2 separate regions of the Homo sapiens genome follow, and region 2 is linked to region 1. A link is a loop called in an ENCODE intact Hi-C map of the cell type or tissue named here. Cell type or tissue: ovary. All regions are shown on one strand. Links, peaks and the distances in the headings refer to the core of each region. The heading gives the core; the rest is flanking DNA.

Region 1 (4,395 bases), core at 318-4,317:
AAAATTAGCCGGGCGTGGTGGTGGGCACCTTTAATTCCAGCTACTCGGGAGGCTGAGGCAAGAGAGTCACTTGAACCTGGGAGGTGGAGGCTGCAGTGAGCCAGGATTATGCCACTGCACACTAGCCTGGGTGACAGAGCAATACTCTGTCTCAAAAAAAAAATTGAGAAGCTGATGAAAAGAAGGAATTGTTCAATTCAATCAAATCTGGTCCACTGCCTTTGTCGCATAGCAAACTGTAACCTAGCAATATGTGAACCAATTGTGTGTATCTGTGTGTGCTGGTGTATTTGTGCTTCTGTGTTGGTGCATCTCCTAGCCCCTCTCTTTGGAAGCCTGCAGACGCTTGTGGGGAAAAGAAAGAGAGATCAGATTGTTACTGTGTCTATGTAGAAAAGGAAGATATAAGAAACTCCATTTTGATCTGTACTAAGAAAAATTGTTTCTGCTTTGAGATGCGTTAAGCTGTAACTTTAGCCCCAACCCTGTGCTCACAGAAACATGTGCTGTATTGAATCAAGGTTTAATGGATTTAGGAATGTGTGGGATGTGCCTTGTTAACAATATGTTTGCAGTATGCCTGGTAAAAGTCATCACCATTCTCCATTCTCGATTAACCAGGGACAGAATGCACTGCGGAAAGCCACAGGGACCTCTGCCCAAGAAAGCCTGGGTATTGTCCAAGGTTTCCCCCCACTGAGACAGCCTGAGATATGGCCTCATGGGAAGGGAAAGACCTGACTGTCCCCCAGCCCAATACCCATAAAGGGTCTGTGCTGAGGAGGAGTAGTGAAAGAGGGAGGCCTCTTTGCAGTTGGGATAAGAGGAAGGCTTCTGTCTCCTGCTCATCCCTGGGAATGCAATGTCTTGGTGTAAAGCTGACCATTCCCATTCATTCTATTGAGATAAGAGAAAACCACCCGGTGGCTGGAAGCGAGATATGCTGGCAGCAATACTGCTCTGTTACTCTTTGCTAAACTAAGATGTTTGGGTAAAGAGAAACATAAATCTAGCCTGTGTGCACATCTGGGCACAGTACGTTTCCTTGAACTTATTCATGATACAGATTCCTTTGCTCACATGTTTCTGTGCTGACCTTCTCCCAACCTGTTGCCCTGCTACACTCCCCTCACTAAGATAGTAAAAATAATGATCAATAAATACTGAGTGAACTCAGAGGCCGGCGTCAGTGCAGGTCCTCCGTATGCTGAGCGCTAGTCCCCTGGGCCCACTGTTCTTTCTCTATACTTTGTCTCTGTGTCTTATTTCTTTTCTCAGTCTCTCGTCCAACCTGATGAGAAATACCCACAGGTGTGGGGGGGCTGGCCGCCTTCAATGCTCAGGGTCTATCTCCAGTGTCCCCTCCTTTATCAGTCCTTCTGTGACAGCCATAGGTGGAAGTGATGGGAGAAACAGAAGGAGGGGCAAGAAATGCAGAACCAGTGAGTCTCAGAGGAAGAGGTGGTCAGTTGGAGGGAGACAGAAACTGAGACTGGCAGGTGCAGTGATCGGGTCCCCTTGGTTTCTGATCACTCTAACTAGCGCTGAGGGGGTTCTTCCCAACTATCTTCCTGGTGCAGGAAATTTCTCTGGCTCTATCTCTCTCTAACTTTATGTCTCTGTTTTCCCCCTGGAGACTCTTGAGCTCCATGTGTGTGGAAACTGGGTCCAGTTTGATTGATGTCTACTGGACTCCCATATGTCTCTATCTTCACTGTGAGCCTGCACCCACACAGCCTCTGACAGGGTCAGTCCATATTTGCACAATTTGGATGTGAATGTGTCCGTGTCTGCCTGTCTCATCCTAGGCCTGACTTTTGACCATGAGGCAACATCTTTCTTGCAATGTTAACCAAACTCTTTGCTGGATCCAGGATCCTGACCCTGAAGTTACTTTGACCCAGCAGGAGAAGACAAACAGTCCTGATTTTTAAGAGGTGGAAGCTGTGCTTTCCTGACCCTGGAGAGGTGCCAGCACAGACCTGTCCAACCCAAGGACCTGGGTCTTGCTGTGCTGTGTCATCTGACACTAAGATTGAGTCCTCATTCCAGCCCCAGCGTGAAGCACCGATGGGGAGGCGTGAAGTGCTTTACACACAGTGACTCAGTGTTTACCCTGAGCCCAGAAGTTACTTTGACCCAGGAGAAGCAAACAATCCTGACTTTTAAGAGGTGGAAGCTGTACTTTCCTGACCGGGGAGAGGAGGCAGCATGGACTTTTCTGACCCAACGACCTGGGTCTTGCTGTGCTGTGTCATCTGACACTAAGATCGGGTCCTCATTCCAGCCCCAGGGTGAAGCACCAGTGGGGAGGCGTGAAGTGCTTTACACACAGTGACTCAGTGTTTACCCTGAGCCCAGAAGTTACTTTGACCCAGGAGGATAAGATAAACAATCCTGATTTTTATGAGGTGGAAGCTGTACTTTCCTGACACTGGAGAGGTGCCAGCATGGACTTTTCTGACCCAAGGACCAGGGTCCTGCTGTGCTGTGTCATCTGACGCTAAGATTGGGTGCTCATTCCAGCCCCAGGGTGAAGCACCAGTGGGGAGGCATGAAGTGCTTTACACACAGTGACTCAGTCTTTACCCTTTTAGGGAGGTATTGTTGCCATCCCCATTTTATAGATGGAGAGATTGAAGCAGTGACAGTTTGCAAGTCTTACCCAAGGTCATATAGTGGGTTGAGGCTACATTGTCCAATATGGTAGTAACTTGCTGCATGTGGCCACTAATTAAGTACTTGAAATGTGGTCCAAATCCTATTTACAATAGCAAAGATAGGGAATCAACAGATGAATGGTTAAATAAAATGTGGTATATATACACCATTGAATACTATTTAGCCATAAAAAGGAATAAAGTCTTGTCTTTTATAGCCACATGGATACAACTGGAGGTGATTATCTTAAGTGAAATAAGCCAGGCACAGAAAGTATCACATGTTCTCATTCGTAAGTGGGTGCTACACAATGTGTACACATGGACCTAGAGAGTGGAATAATAGATAGAACCTCCAGCGCGATTTTGAATCAGAGTGGTAAGAACCGCCATTCTTTACTTGCTCCCAATCTTAGAGGGAAAGCATCAAGTCTTTCACCTTTAAGTATGATGTTGGCTGCAGATATTTTTGTAGATGCCTTTAGTCAGGGTAAGAAATTCTGTTTATTTCTAGCTTGCTGATAATTTTTAATCAGGAATGGATGTTGGATTTCCATCAAATGTTTTTCATGTCTGTATTATTATTGGGAGAACCCACCCTCAATATTTCAACATAGGTTCTTTCTATTTTCCATAAGTGTTGGCCAGCTGAGAAATAAAGAGAGACAGTACAAAGAGAGGAATTTTACATCTGGGCCACCAGGGGTGACATCACATATTGGTAGGACCATGATGCTCACCTGCGTCTCAGACCAGCAAGCTTTTATTAAGGGTTTCAAAAGGGGAGGGGGTGTAAGAACAGAGAGTAGGTACAAAGATCACATGCTTCAAAGAGCAAAAAGCAGAACCACTGATAAGGGTCCAACAAAGATCACAGGACAAAAGGCAAAAGCAGAACCACTGATAAGGGTCCAACAAAGATCATAAGGCAAAGGGCAAAAGCAGAACCACTGATAAGCGTCTATGCTCAGCGGTGCACATATTGTCTTGATAAACATCTTAAATAACAGAAAACAGGGTTCAAGAGCAGACAACCAGTCTGACCACAAATTTACCAGGGTTAAGTTTTCCCAACCCTAGTAAGCATGAGGGTTCTGCAGGAGACCAAGGTTTATCTCGGTCCTTATCTCAACTGTACAAGGCAGACATTCCCAGAGCAGCCATTTATAGACCTCCCCCCAGGAACGCATACTTTTACCAGGGTATTAATATTAATATTCTTTGCTAGGAAAAGAATTTAGCAATATGTTTCCTACTTGCACGTCCATTTATAGGCCCTCTGCAAGAAGAAAGAAAGAAGAAAAATATGGCTCTTTTTGCCTGACCCCACAGGCAGTCAGACGTTATGTTTGTCTTCCCTTGTTCCATAAAAATCACTATTATTCTGTTCTTTTTCAAGGTGCACTGATTTCATATTGTTCAAACATACATGTTTTACAATCAATTTGTACAGTTAACACAATTATCACAGAGGTCCTGAGGTGACACACATCCTTAGCTTCTGAAGATAACAGGATTAAGATACTAAAGACAGGCATAAGAAATTATAAAAGTATTATTTGAGAACAGATAAATGTCCATATTAAGATGAAATCTTCACAACTTTTTTTATGTTTCAAAAATAATTGTAATAAGTGGAGAACAGTTTTGCTCCTTCCATTAAACATATGAATTTTACAAATTATAGTGATATATTTTTCTCTCTGGGTAAATATGAGTAATACAGAGAACAATG
Region 2 (4,395 bases), core at 331-4,330, 56 kb after region 1:
AAATGGGTCCAGTGTGGTCTCGTCAATCCAGGAATTTTTCAGAGGAAGGGTTTAATATTGGTTGAATGCCCAAGAATCCAGCTTACATGGGAGGAACAAAGGGAGTGTGGGTTAATCATCATAATCCCAAAACTAGCACAGAAAGTGGGTATGGCCTCAGACATCACCCAAGGTGCTGAAAGGAATCGCCTCCCAGCCACAACACACCTGCTCTTTCCTCTCCAAACCACTAATGCCCATCCCAACTCCAGATTATGGAAAGGGTCAACTCTCACTTTTAAAAATCCTGTTTAAAAGATACTTCTGGCTGGGCGTGGTGGCTCACGCCTGTAATCCTAGCACTTTGTGAAGCCAAAGTGAGTGGATCACTTGAGGTCAGGAGTTCAAAACCAGCCTGGCCAACATGGTGAAACTCCATCTCTACTAAAAATACAAAAAATTAGCCGGGCATGGTGGTGCACATCTGTAATCCCACCTACTGGGGAGGCTGAGGCAGGAGAATCGCTTGAACCCGGGAGGCGGAGGTTGCAGTGAGCTGAGATGGAGCCACTGCACTCCAGCCTGGGTGACACAGCGAGACTGTCTCAAAATAAAATAAAATGTACTTCTGAGTGTGTTGTGAGTGTGTATCTGTGTCTGTGGGGAGGTGTGTGTGCATGTCTGTGTCTGTTTCTGGGATCCTTCTAATCTCATTAGTAGTAGCTTTTGTCTCCTTGGGATTTTATGTATCTGATAATATCAACGATGAATAAAAGTTTTATTTCCTCCTTTTCAATTTGTACTGCATTTCTCTTTTGTACTTTACAGCAATGGCTATATTGTTTAATGTGAGTGGTGAGAGCTGACATCACTGTGTTTGTTGGGTATGGAGAACCAGTCAGCCAAGAAAATACCTGTTAAGTACAATACTTTAGATAGTTAAGAATACCAAGTATTTTGTTCATTTACTTAGCATCTTTTTGGTATGTTTGTCTTTGAGGGAGTGGTAAATGGGTATGGAAGCTAGTATAGAGGATTAAATGTGTAGGAAGTTATGACTGTTTTTATCCATTCATATATATGTGAGAGAGAAAAGGCTATATTTTATTATAGAGTAATGCATTTCTTATTTTCCATTGTTTGTTTTGTACAGAAAATTTCTAAAGATTAAATAATACTCTCCATAAACTAATATTCTTCTGCGCTTTTTTTTTTTTTTTTTATTGAGACAGAGTCTGCTGTGTTGCCCAGGCTGGAGTGCAGTGGTATGATCACGGCTCCCTGCAGCCTTGAACTCCTAGACTCAAGTGATCCTCCCACCTCAGTCTTCTGAGTGGCTGACTATAGGCACATGCCACCACATCCAGCATCCAGCTAACTTTTTTTTTTTTGAGATGGAATTTCACTTTCGTCACCCAGGCAGGAGTGCAATGGCCAGATCATGGCTCACTGCAACCTCCACCTCCCAGGTTCAAGCGATTCTCCTGCCTCAGCCTCCCAAGTCCTGAGATTCCTGGTGCCCCACCACCATGCCCAGCTAATTTTTGTACTTTTAGTAGAGACGGGGTTTCACTATGTTGCCCAGGCTGGTCTCAAACTCCTGACCTCAGGCAATCCACTGCCTGCCTCGGCCCCCCAAAGTACTGGGATTACAGGTGTGAGCCACCACGCCTGGCCTAATGTTGTTGGTTGTTTTGTTTTGTTTTGGTAGAGACAAGTTCTCACTATTTGCCCAGGCTAGTCTCAAACTCCTGGCCTCAGCCTCCCGAATAGCTGGGGTTACAGGCACGTGCCACCATGCCCAGCTAATTTTTTTTGTATTTTTAGTAGAGACGGAGTTTCACTATGTTGGCCAGGCTGGTCTCGAACCCCTGACCTCTGGTGATCCACCCCCCTCAGCCTCCCAAAGTGCTGGGAGCCACCGTGCCTGGCCTAAAATCTTAAAAATAATAAAAGAAATGTTTAAATCCTATCTGTGACATTAATTGAAATCTGACCAGAGCCGGTGATGTAAGATACAAATACAACCTGCTCCACTCCTAAAAATAACAACAAAGTAATAATACTAATAACTAGCAACCCTCGTGAGTACTTACGTAGCAGGTTTTGGAGTTCCAGCCTAGTTTTGCCAAAACTCCTTATTTAATCCTAGGCCCCTGTCTCAGCCTCCCGAGTAGCTGGGACTACAGGTGCACACAACCACACCTGGCTAATTTTTGTATTTTTCAGTAGAGACAGGGTTTCACCACATTGGTCAGGCTGGTCTTGAACTCCTGACCTTAGGTGATCCACCCACCTCAGCCTCCCAAAGTGCTGGGATTACAGGCCTGAGCCATCATGCCCAGCCCAATTTTTTTTTTTTTTTTTTTGAGACAAGGTCTTGCTCTGTCACTCAGGCTGGAAGGCAGTGGTGTGATCATAGCTCACCATAGCCAGGACCTCTTGGGCTCAAGCAATCCTTCCACCTCAGCCTCCCGAGTAGCTGGGACCACAGGCATGCGCCACAATGCCCGGCTAATTTTTTTAATCTTTTGTAGAGACAGGATCTCACTATGTCGCCCAGGTTGGTCTCAGACTCCTGGGCTCAAGCAATTATCTTGCCTTTGCAGTGAGATAATTTAGGAATCAGAGAGACTGAGGGGTTGAGGAGGATTTCTTATTATTATTTAGGTGCACCGGCCCAGTCAGATCAACATCCAAAATGACTGAGCCCCAAACAAAGAGTCCAGTTACCTTTTAAGCACTTCTGGTGCAGGAGGAGATCTGTGCAGGGGGAAGCATAAAACAGAATCGAGAAACAAAGACACTTATCCAGTTGAGACATGCATTACATCATTTCTTACTTTTCAAGGAACGGCATATTTTACGACTTGAGATTATCTGTCTAGTGACCTTGCAGCTGCACAGCTAGAGAAACAGAGTCTTCACAATGCCTGGCAAAGGGAGAGATAAGGCTCCCTAGCCACAGAAAAACAGGCAGTTAATTTTAAAGGACTCCAGCTCTTTCTCTTCCTCAAGGGGAATTGGGTTTTCTTACGTAAGAAACTGAGCTTTTGCTTACAAAAAGAGCTCCAAAGGGAAAGAGCTGCTTACAGTGGCCTCAAATCATTGGCTGAATACAGAGCTGCACAGGCTGAGGGAAAGACTCCACAAAGCTGAGGAGAAAACAGCTACTGAGAAAAGAATGACTACTGGCTGAGCAGCTGAGGCATGAACATTTTTTTTTTTTTGAGACAGAGTCTCACTCTGTCACCCAGGCTGAGGTGCAGCCACATGATCTCAGCTCACTGCAACCACTGCCTCCCAGGTTCAAGCGATTCTCCTGCCTCAGCTTCCCAAGTAGCTGGGATTACAGGTGCCCACCAACACAACCAGCTAATTTTTAGTATTTTGAGATCACGCCACTGCACTCGAGCCTGGGTGACAGAGTGAGACTCCATCTCAAAAAAAAGTAAATACATAAAAATAAAGCTGAAGATGTCCTCATTACCAAGGTACCAAGGTAAGGTCCCAGAATCCTCCAATAGCCATGTTACATCTTCCTCCACAGCCTAGAATCTCCATGTTCATCCCAAACTTCCTCCCTCAGGACCTCCCAACAATACACATTTCCAAAGCCTCCTACAATAGAGGCCACCAAACTCCCATGTACACCAAATACCCATGTCCTGACCTCAAAACCCTTTCCTAATGAACTCAAATGGCCATGTTCCCCTACACAGTCTCCCTCAAGACAGAATTAGTGTGCAGGTGTCAGCCCCTTGTGATAGACAAGCAGAGGAAGAGCAGCAGTGGATCTAAGAACAGGTAAATGTCCACTACATGTCCTAATTGTGTGGGCTTGGCCTCCAGGATATCATCTTCTTCCTGCACCCTTGACTTTCAAGGAAGGAACAAATATGGAGAATAAAGGGGGGAGCCATAAGGAGGACGAGGAAGATCTTAGGGACCTAGAAATAAAAACAGCACCTTCAAGGCGTTGAGCTTCCCTGTGCCTGATGCTGTGCTAAGGAGAACTTTTCATGGAGTGTGCTATGCAGTCTTCACAAATCTGTGATAAAGGTTCTATGATCATCCACATTTTACATATGAGCAAACAGAGAGTCACAACCATTAAGGTTCAACCACTGAAAGGACCTAGCACAGATCACAGATGTAGTAGTCAGATCTGTTTGACTCTTTTTTTTTTTTTTTTTTTTTTGAGACAGTCTCACTCTGTCACCCAGGCTGGAATGCAGTGGCACAATCTCGGCTCACTGAAACCTCTGCCTCCCGGGTTCAAGTGACTCTCCTGCCTCAACCTCCTGAGTAGCTGGGATTATAGGCACCCACCACCACACCTGGCTAACTTTTGTATTTTTAGTAGAGATGGGGGTTTCACCATGTTGACCAGGCTGGTCTTGAACTCGTGACCTC

Evidence for each region. A loop is a pair of places that touch in the nucleus more often than their neighbours do. Peaks named below come from ENCODE experiments on the same cell type or tissue, not always from the same donor. Only the 100,000 strongest peaks of a DNase experiment are listed, where the experiment ranks them.
Region 2: a loop joins it to region 1, with 2.3 times the contacts of the local background. A loop is called at or near these places in 1 of 110 quality-filtered maps.

What each region holds. Positions count from the first base shown.
Region 1 is chr19:40,919,144-40,923,538 of GRCh38, reverse strand. No RefSeq gene overlaps it. Among named protein-coding and RNA genes, the nearest start is that of CYP2A7, 39 kb to the right of the region's middle. RefSeq lists a silencer at 2,217-2,487. In ovary, for the core only: no CTCF peak of the experiment used is centred there; a DNase peak (open chromatin) is centred at 2,148; H3K27ac peaks cover 1,731 bases.
Region 2 is chr19:40,863,226-40,867,620 of GRCh38, reverse strand. No RefSeq gene overlaps it. Among named protein-coding and RNA genes, the nearest start is that of CYP2A6, 15 kb to the right of the region's middle. In ovary, for the core only: no CTCF peak of the experiment used is centred there; no DNase peak of the experiment used is centred there; H3K27ac peaks cover 1,531 bases.